2 separate regions of the Homo sapiens genome follow, and region 2 is linked to region 1. A link is an interaction called in ENCODE POLR2A ChIA-PET data of the cell type or tissue named here. Cell type or tissue: Caco-2. All regions are shown on one strand. Links, peaks and the distances in the headings refer to the core of each region. The heading gives the core; the rest is flanking DNA.

Region 1 (5,383 bases), core at 328-5,327:
GATTCTGAGTTTCCTCATTGATAAAATGGTGATGATAATTTTTCCTTAAAGGGTTGTTACCAAAATCAGAATGTTAACAATGCCCATTTCTTTTTGACTTTATTATTCCTGTTTCTACTTGCAGAATCTTCTCCTGAATTTAGTTCAAAATACTCTGCATTATGCACTGAGTGAGTCACAGTCACTGTGGTTACAAATGTGGAAAAGGCATGTATGTACTCTCAAGGAATTTACAATGTCACCAAGGAGATAGATGGGCCAAGGGATCAGTAATTGTGGTTATGGCAGTGATGGAACCAAACACAGGTACTGCTAAGAAAGTGCAAAAGAAAGGCCATTAATGTCAGGAGAGGAGGCCATTGTGGAGGACTCCTGGAGGAGATATCCAGTCACAGAGAAGGAAAGCCAAGGAAAAGAGAAAGAAATGGACCTCCAAGAAAAATGAACTTCATGAGCAAAGGCAAACCGGGATAACAGCATTTCAGTGTTTCTAGAAGGTGAAGTTCAAGATGGGATTGGAAGGAAACCAAGTCCGCAAAGGGAGATGGGTCAGATCATGGACGACCATATATGTTAGATAAGAAACATGGGACTGAGGGTAATAGGGAACGCTAGGGGATTGTACACAGGTAGGCACTTTCGAGACCTCAGTTTGGCTACAGGATGGGAGATAAATATGGGACAAAGGCCAATTAGGAGGTTATCATCCTGATCTAGGGGACTATTGTGATAGCCCAAACTGGGAAAATGGTGGAAGAAATGGGATGAAGAAAAGCAATATTCTAAATATTCTAAGCAATATTTAGAAGACATTAAGCATGTTGTAAAAAGGTGTATTCATCTCCTCGGGGTTCACCTGTGTTCTTTTTCCTAAATATTGTCATGGTCTGAAGAGGTTGAATGGATGTATGATAAACAGTCACACATATTCCCCACCCGTCTTCAAATGGGATGGAATTACAGCCTATCAGATACTATGTCCAGCACCAGGTTGTGATAGCATGGGTCCAAACCATCTTTCATCTCCATTCAAAGGTCACAGAAGTAATGGAAAGGCCTCTAATATTTTTTCATGTCAGGTAACATTTTTGGCATGGTGTGAGTTATTCATCTTTCTGGAATTCCTTGTAAAATATTTTACATCCTTCAGACAATCCTATTCAGAAGTTCAAATGAATCTTTAGCTAGGATTTCTTTTCTTCTTTTCACTGGACAGCCTGTATACATTAAAATCAAATAGGAAGAAAGAAGCAAGAAGGATATTCAGGTAAACACATGATAACACTGGCCAAAAATGTGGGGAATGGCTGCCCTATTCTGTCAAATAGAAATGAGGCCAGACAGCTATTTCACTGGGATTTACAGTTCCCACCCCCAAGCAAATCTAATCTCATCCTTGTGTTCACAGGCTAGGCCAGCAGGGCAATAGCCTAAATTCAGAGCCCAGAGATGCAGATATGCTGGCTCCGTTCCCAGGAGGCCAGTCAGGATGAGAATCAATATTTCAATAGCTCGGGATTAGGAAACACATTTATCAAATCTTGTCCATTAGGGAAACAAATATTAAAACCACAAGACATTCTGTGTCATGCACAGACTGATAGAGAAGAAATGTTTGGCTCAGCTGCAGAAATATACCCATTATTCTTGAATTCTTTGGACTGGTATAAATCGTGTAAAAAAATCATCAGAGTAAGACTGAGGCTGCTTAGGGGATTGCCATAAATAACATCTTAAAGTCCCCCATGAGCCGCTTTTCAGGGTAACAGGAAGGCAGAGAAGACCTCTAGGTTTGATTGCATTGTCTTACATTGTTTAGCAAAAAAAGTCACAGAAATCAGTAGGGGTAGAATTTGGCTTGGATGTGAAGCCAACTTTGCTTAGATTTGACAGACCTCACCTGGGTTTCCCACTCTCAAACCTTTGGAAAATCCAGACAACCCCAAAGTTAGTCCCAGCCAATTGGGTACCTTTCCTATTTGTATCAAAGGGAAAGCATTGGAAGCACAGTGTGATTCATATCAGCTCATACACTGGAACAGGCATTTGCAGGTATAACGGGTGTGGGGGTGAGGGACCCCATTCACCTTTCCCCCAGGCCTTAAAAATAAGCAACTGTGGCAGGGCGCAGTGGCTCACGCCTGTATTCCCAGCACTTTAGGAGGCCAAAGTGGGTGGATCACCTGAGGCCAGGAGTTCGAGACCAGCCTGGCCAACATGGTGAAACCCCGTCTCTATTAAAAATACAAAAATTAGCCGGGTGTGGTGGAGGGCGCTTGTAATTCCAGCACTTTGGGAGGCTGAAGGGGGCAGATCACCTGAGGTCAGGAGTTCAAGATCAGCCTGGCCGACATGGCAAAATCTCCTCTCTACAAACTACAAAAAATTAGCCGGCTGTGGTGGCACGTGCCTGTAATCCCAGCTACTCGGAGGCTGAGGCAGGAGAATCGCTTGCACCCAGAAGGCAGAGGTTGGAGTGAGCCGAGATTTCACCATTGCGCTCCAGGCTGGGCGACAAGAGCGAGACTTCATCTCAAAAAGAAAAAAAAAAAAGCTAATGCATTTATAAAAGGGATTTTCTCCGAGAAAGATTATGCCTCCCGTGTCCTAGGGCACACTTGGATCTCACATAGCCACACCGGCTTTTTCTGGGACCTGCCTTGGTCTGGCACTCCCAGGTGTCCATGAAGAAAGAAGAAATACTGAAGAAGGGAGGGGAGGCCAAGTGCAGCGTCTCAAAGATCTAATTGCAACTCTGACAAGCATCAGATCAAAGGAGTCTCTCCTTGGTTCTTTGATCTCTTGATAACCACATTTAGCACTCTCCCCTGGCTGTGCCTGGGGCGGGCAGCCCTCCCTTCTAACTCCCTCATCTCTTTCTAGTTTAAATAATTCAACTGCTAATCATTTTCAAAGGAGTAAAAATAAGCAAATATTTTAAGTTCCAACTCAACTGCTAGATTTAGTGAAGTCTCTGTACCAGAATGATACCACTTTGGGAAATAAAAATAGCGTCATGAAATCCTAAAAAGAATGCTCCTTGCTTTAAATATCTGACTTCGAGCTGTGCTGTAAGTCCACAGGAATGGGGAGGGAGATGACCATAACTGTAGCTCCAGACGTGCCTGGGGCGGGGAGCTAGGGAAAGAGGTGGCTTCCTGTCTTTCTGCTGGTGGAGGCAAGACTCTGAGACATGAACCATCATCATCAGCCCGCAGCCTTCCTTCCTTTTCTTCTCCCACATTTCCAAGACAATTTGATGGGACTCTCCTCCAACTCCACATCACCCAGTGTCTTTTGGTGCTAGGTTTCCCCATGAGGTGTGACCAGCATGTTCTGCTCAGAATTTTTTTTTGAGATGGAGTTTTGCTGTGTCACCCAGGCTGGAGTGCAATGGTACTATCTTGGCTCACTGCAACCTCTACCACCTGGGTTCAAGCGATTCTCCTGCCTCAGCCTCCCAAGTAGCTGGGATTACAGGGGCGCACCACCACGCCCAGCTAATTTTTTGTAATTTTAGTAGACATGGGGTTTCACCATGTTAGCCAGGCTGGTCTTGAACTCCTGACCTCAGGTGATCCGCCTGCCTTGGCCTCCCAAAGTGTTGGGATTATAGGCGTGAGCCACCGCGCCCAGTCAGAAATGGTCTTTATTAAAATATTAGGGAGTGGGGAGAAAAGTCGTGCTATGGAACTTGCTTTTACCCCAAGGTTGCCAGATTTAGCAAATAAAAACGCAGGACACCCAATTGACTTGACTTCGAAATTCAGATAAACAAGGAATAATATTTTTGCATAAGTATGTCCAGATATTGCACAGGACACACTTACACTACAACATTATTCATTGTTTATCTGAAATTTAAACTTAACTGGATGCCCTGTATTTTATCTTGCAACTCTATCAGGGTCCTTCTATCACCAAAACTTGCTGAACCCAGCCTCAGAGTGTCACCAAAAAGAGGGATTCAGCTCTGCCCTTAAATCCCCTTGTGAATCTGGCCCAGTCCAGGCCTTTTATCGAGTGGTGGGGGAAGGGAAGGGGTCAGCGTGTGTTGAGCTCCTGCATAAAGGGGTGTCCCATTTGATCCTCACAATAACCCCATGGGTGGTTAGTATTATTTCCCTTCCACATTTGGTGAAGTAGGGCCCAGGAAAGGTAAGGAGTCTGCCGGCTTCTAACTGGAGGTAGGATTCTAACACAGGCCGTGATCTGTCAATTACCTGCTGCTGTCTCCTTCCTTCTCCTCAATGCAGCAGGACAAACCCAGAGGCTAGTAGACTTGTTCCAACATAAACAGGCTTTTTTTTTTTTTTCATTCCAGCTATCTCTTTTCATGTTAATCAAAGCTCTAGATCTTATCCTCTAGAACTCTCTGTTCTGCCATTTGAAGCAGAGGGGTGTGGGAAACCCAGGGTAAGAAAGGAGAGTAGACCTGAATGGGGGAGTCTTAGGAACTTAGTACATGAAAGGTAGTCACTAGCAGTTTTCCTCATGCAGGTAAGCCAGTGGAAACTTATTAATCTGCACTGAATTCAAGCCAGGACACCAGCATATTATGAAATCCTGACTTTCTTATTTCTTTTCTTTTTTTTTTTTTTCTTGAGACAGAGTTTCGCTCTTGTTGCCCAGGATGGAGTGCAATGGCACGATCTCGGTTCACTGCAACTTCCACCTCCTGTGTTCAAGCAATTCTCCTCCATCAGCCTCCCGAGTAGCTGGGATTACAGTCATGCGCCACCACGCCCAGCTAATTTCGTATTTTTAGTAGAGACGGGTTTTCACCATGTTGGTCAGGCTGGTTTTGAACTCCTGATCTCAGGTGATTCACCCACCTCAGCCTCCCAAAGTGCTGGGGTTACAGGTGTGAGCCACCATGCCTGGCCTGACTTTCTTACTTCTGAAGGCCACGGTTCTCAGATTGGAGCTGCCTTGGAATCACCTGGAGGGCGTGTTCAAACAGATTGCTAGTCCACCCCTAGTGTTTCTGCCTCAGTGGGTTTACAGTGGAGCCTGAGAATCTGCATTTCTGATAAATTCCCAGACGATGCTGACACTGCTGGTCTGGGGAGTTCACTGATACGGTTTGGCTGTGTCCTCACCCAAATCTCATCTTGAATTGTAGCTCCCATAATTCCCATGCAGTGTGGGAGGGACCTGGTGGGTGATAATTGAATCATGGGGGTGGTTTCCCCCATACTGTTCTCTTGGTAGTGAATAAGTCTCATGAGACGTAATGATTTTATGAGGGGACACCCCTTTTGCTTGGTTCTCATTCTCTATCTTGTGTGCAGCCACGTAAGATATACCTTTTGCCTTCTGCTGTGATTGTGAGGCCTCCTCAGCCATGTGGAACCGTGAGTCCGTTAAAGCTCTTTTTCTT
Region 2 (5,383 bases), core at 87-5,086, 170 kb before region 1:
TGAAAGATCTCCACAATAAAAACTATAAAACTTGATGAAATAAATTGAAGAAGACACAAAAAAATGGAAAAGATATTCCATGTTCATGAATTGGAAGAATCAATATTGTTAAAATGTCCATACTACGCAAAACAATCTACAGCTTCAATGCAATCCTCATAAAAGTACCAATAACATTCTTAACAGAAAGAGAAAAAATAACCCTTAAATTTATATGGAACCACAAAAAACTTAGAATAGCTAAGGCCATTCCAAGTAAAAAGGACAAAACTGGAGGAGTCATATTACCTAACTTCAAATTATACTACAGAGCTATAGTAACCAAAACAGCATAGTACTGGCATAAAAACAGACACATAGATCAATAGAATAAAGAACCCAGAAATAAATCCATGCATCTACAGTGAACTCATTTTCGACAAAGATACCAAGAATATACATTAGGGAAAGGACAGTCTCTTCAATAAGTGGTGCTGGGAAAACTGGGTATCCATATGCAGAAGAATGAAACTAGACTCTCTCTTTCACTATGAAGAAAAATCAAATAAAAATAGATTAAAGACTTAAATCTAAGACCTCAAACTATGAACTACTAAAATAAAACATTTGGGAAGTTTTCCAGGACATTGCTCTAGGCAAAGATTTCTTGAGTACTACCCCACAAATATAGGCAACCAAAACAAAAATGAACAAATAGGGTCACATCAAGTTAAAAAGCTTCTGTATAGCAAAGGAAACAATTGACAAAATGAAGAGACAACCTACAGAATGAGAGTAAGTATTTACAAACTACCCATCTGACAAGGGATTAATAACGAGACTATATAAGCAGCTCAAACAACTCAATAGGAAAAAAATCTAATAATCCAATCAAAAAATAGGCAAAAGATTTGAATAGACATTTCTCAAAAGAAGAAATACAAATGGCACACGGGTATATGAAAAGGTGCTCAACATCACTGATCATTAGAGAAATGTAAATCAAAACTGCAATGAGATATCATCTCACTTCAGTTAAAATGGCTTTTATGGCCGGGCACAGTGGCTCACGCCTGTAATCCCAGCACTTTGGGAGGCCAAGGCAGGCAGATCACGAGGTCAGGAGATCGAGACCATCCTGGCTAACACACTGAAACCCCGTCTCTACTAAAAATACAAAAAATTAGCTGGGCGTGGTGGCAGGCGCCTGTAGTCCCAGCTACTCGGGAGGCTGAGGCAGGAGCATGGCGTGAACCCGGGAGGTGGAGCTTGTAGTGAGCCGAGATTGCGCCACTGCTCTCCAGCCTGAGCGACAGAGCAAGACTCTGTCTCAAATAAAAAAAACAAAAACAAAAACATAGCTTTTATCCAAAAGACAGGCAATAACAAATGCCAGTGAGGACGTGGAGAAAAGGGAACCCTTTTACACTGTTGGTGGGAATGTAAATTAGTATACTCACTATGGAGAACAGTTTGGAGGCTCTTCAAAAACTAAAAATAAATTTATCATACAATCCAGCAATCCCACTGCTAGATATATACTCACAAGAAAGGAAGTCAGTATATCAAAGACATATCTGCATTCCCATGTTTATTGCAGCACTATTCACAATAGCCATGATTGGAAAGCAGCCTAAGTGTCCATCAATAGATGAATGAATAAAGAAGATGTGGTACCAGCCGGGTGTGGTGGCTCATGCCTGTAATCTCAGCACTTTGGGAGGCCGAAGTGGGCAGATCACCTGAGGTCGAGAGTTCGAGATGAGCCTGACCAACATGGTGAAACCCCGTCTCTACTAAAAATACAAAAATTAGCTGGGCATGGTGGCATGTGCCTGTAATCCCAGCTACTCAGGAGGCTGAGGCAGGAGAATCGCTTGAACCTGGGGGTGGAGGTTGCAGTGAGACAACATCACACCATTGCACCCCAGCCTGGGCAACAAGTGTGAAACTCCATCTTAAAAAACAAACAAAAAAACCAGGCTGGGCGTGGTGGCTCACACCTGTAATCCCAGCACTTTGGGAGGCCGAGGCGGGCGGATCATGAGGTCAAGAGATCAAGACCATCCTGGCCAACATGGTGAAATCCCTTCTCTACTAAAAATGCAAAAATTAGCTGGGCGTGGTGGTGCATGCCCACAATCCCAGCTACTGGGGAAGCTGAGGCAGGAGAATCACTTGAACCTGGGAGGTGGAGGTGGCAGTGAGCTGAGATGGCGCCACTGCACTCCAACCTGGTGACAGAGTGAGACTCCATCTCAAAAAAAAAAAAAAAAAAGATGTGGTACATATATATACAATGGCGTACTATTCAGCCATAAAAAGAATGAGGGCCTGTCATTTGCAACCAATATGGATGGAACTGGAGGACATTATGTTAAGTGAAATAAGCCAGGCACAGAAAGACAAATTTCATAAGTTGTCACTTACTTGTGAAAGCTAAAAATTAAAATAAGTGGACTCATGGAGATAGAGAGTAGAATGATGATTACCAGAGGCTACGAAGGGCAGTGGGCAGGGCTGGAAGTGGGGATGGTTAATGGGTACATAAATAGATTTAGATAGAATGAATAAGATCTAGTATTTGATGGCACAACAGAGTTACTATAGTCAACAATAATTTTTTGTACAGCTAAAAATAACTAAAAGAGTATAACTGGATTATTTGTAACACAAAGGATAAATGCTTGAGGAGATGGATACCCCATTCACCCTGATGTGATTATTATGCATGTATGCCTGTATCAAAATATCTTATTGCCCCATAAATATATACACTTACTATGTACCCACAAAAGTTAAAAATTAAAAAAAAGAAATTGAATGAATATGCATGAAAATGAGTAGCTATGTGTTATAAAGAAAAATAAATTAGGCTGGGCGTGGTGGCTCACGCCTGTAATCTCAGCACTTTGGGAGGCCGAGGCAGGTGGATCACGAGGTCAGGAGATCGAGAACACCCTGGCTAACACGGAGAAACCCCATCTCTACAAAAAATACAAAAAATTAGCCAGGCATGGTGGCATGCGCCTGTAGTCCCAGCTACTCGGGAGGCTGAGGCAGGCGAATCACTTGAACCTTGGGAGGTGGAGGTTGCAGTGAGCCAAGATCATGCCACTGCACTCCAGCCTGGGCTACAGAGTGTGACTCCATCTCAATAAAAAAAAAAGAAAAAGAAAAAAAGAAAAGAAAAGAAAAATAAATTGACACCTGAGAAGGAATAGAAGAGGCAAAATTTATAGATGGGGTTGGTCAGAACAGACTTCTCTAAGATTGGGTCACTAAATATGAGATCTACAGAATGAATAGAAGTTGTCTAGGTGAAGATTGGTGGGAAATATGGGGAGAAAGGGAGGGTACACTTGGCAGAAGGACGAGAATGTGCTAAGGCAGAAGAGAAAGGAAAGCTTGGCACCTGAAACCACTGTGGCTAGAATACAGCAGCAAGAGAAAAAGTAGCACAGATGAAACCACTGTGGCTAGAATATAGCAAGCAAGCAAAAAAGTAGCACAGATGAAAATGGAGTCAGACCATCCAGGGGACTGGGTTATATTAAGGATTATAGATTTTTTTTCTAAATACAATGGGAATCCATGGATTAATTTTAAATAGGTGAATGGCATACTGTGATGAACATTTTAAAAACATCGCTCTAGCCACTATGTGGAGAACTCTTGGAGAGGGCAATAAGATGGTAGGGAGAATCCTTTGAAGACTATATCCCAGCCTAGAGATGATGGTGGTTTTGGAAGCAATGGAGGGAAGTGAATGGTTAGGGGATATATTTTGGAGGTAGAATTCATAGAGCTTAGTGATGGACTCTTAAAGAGATATGGAGAGAAAGATTTGAGTAGAATGAGAAGTAGGAAATAATCATTTAGGAATGTGATCGACTGAGTTAACTAGAGATACACAACTAGGTTGCCAGGCAATGTTTAGGTTGGAGATGTTGATTTTTCAATGATATCAATCAGTTCAGGCATGTGTTTTCTCCAGCTTGGTGTGAGAACAGAGAAGACAGATGGTTGGGTTCATCTAGGGTTGGAGTTTAGTGTGTTTGACAGAGGGGAAAGAAGCAAGGTAATTAGTGTAGTGTTTGCAAAGGAGTTATACCAAGGGACTCTAAGTACCTAAATCAACAGACGCGTAAAGGCAAGTGGGGCTGATGGACAGAGAGAGAGCAATGGGTTGTGCACTGGAAGTCTTAGTGAGATGGAAGATGGTGGAAGAGTGGTGTGCTTGGGTGAATTCACTGAAAACAACATAGCTTTGTTTCAGAAGTGGACGTCTGACTTTGTGATTGTATAGGCTGCTGAGGTGGAGAGTTCCATGAACTAACAGTGTAGTGTTTTGGATGCGTCATTCAAGATACATTAACATTGCCTAAAATGATGACAGGAGGTAAGATGGACTGGAAGATTGCCAACCAGGTGCTGAAATCTCAAATGAATGAAGAGAGGTGACAGCTGATGACAGTAATAAGGAGGAGGAGAGTGATTCAGCTGAATGGTTTGAGTCTCAAAGGAGACAAAAGGAACCAGGTTTAATGTCTGAAAGCAGGTAAACAGTGACCCAACTATCAAAGCTGAGATGAGAAAAAGCAGTCTTCACTTCAGACGCAGGCAGGGGAAATGAAGTTCTCAGACAGTGCTTGGGTCTCACTGAGGCAAAATTGTGGAAGGAGCGTGGGAGCAGAGATGGAGAATATCAGGAAGTTTGCTGAGTACAGAGCAAGCATTTTCAAACTCATCATGAGGTACAGGGTTGCGTCACATGGAATGATGGATGTAGTAGTAAGCTGGTTGGAGCTGAGAGTTAAGATAAAGGATTTCTGGAGAGACTTCTATGTCTGGTGGAGGGTTTGCTTCTGAAGGTCTTTTAGAAGAAGGTGGGCACTTGGTCTAATACTGGTGTAAATATGTTTTTTATTATTTTTACAAAAAATATGATAACTTGGCCAGGCCCGGTGGCTTATGCCTGTAGTCCTAGCGCTTTGGGAGGCCGAGGCGGCTGGATCATGAGGTCAAGAGATCAAGTCCATCCTGGCCAACATGGTGAAACCCCATCTCTACTAAAAATACAAAAATTAACTGGGTGTGGTGGTGTGCATCTGTAGTCCCAGCTACTCGGGAGGCTGGGGCAGGAGAATCGCTTGAACCCAGAAGGCAGAGGTTGCAGTGAGATGAGATCACGCCTCTGCACTACAGCCTGGGTGACAGAACGAGACTCTGTTTAAAAAAAAAAAAAAAAAAAAAAAAGACAACTTTCGGGACCATTTTCCTTTCAAAGCTGCCTTTTCTTTGTAAAGTTGATTGCAAAAGTATACAACCAATTAATGAGTACAGAGTTTCTGCTTGGGATGATGGAAAAATTCTGGAAATGGATAGTGGTGATGGTTGCACA

What was found. ChIA-PET counts read pairs that join two places held together with the same protein. Peaks named below come from ENCODE experiments on the same cell type or tissue, not always from the same donor. Only the 100,000 strongest peaks of a DNase experiment are listed, where the experiment ranks them.
Region 2: POLR2A ChIA-PET joins it to region 1 with 7 read pairs; 3 of 35 experiments call an interaction of 5 or more read pairs at or near these places.

The regions. Positions count from the first base shown.
Region 1 is chr6:21,391,341-21,396,723 of GRCh38, reverse strand. No RefSeq gene overlaps it. Among named protein-coding and RNA genes, the nearest start is that of LINC00581, 120 kb to the left of the region's middle. RefSeq lists an enhancer at 2,615-3,470. In Caco-2, for the core only: no CTCF peak of the experiment used is centred there; DNase peaks (open chromatin) are centred at 1,363, 2,703 and 3,133.
Region 2 is chr6:21,558,500-21,563,882 of GRCh38, reverse strand. No RefSeq gene overlaps it. Among named protein-coding and RNA genes, the nearest start is that of SOX4, 33 kb to the left of the region's middle. In Caco-2, for the core only: no CTCF peak of the experiment used is centred there; no DNase peak of the experiment used is centred there.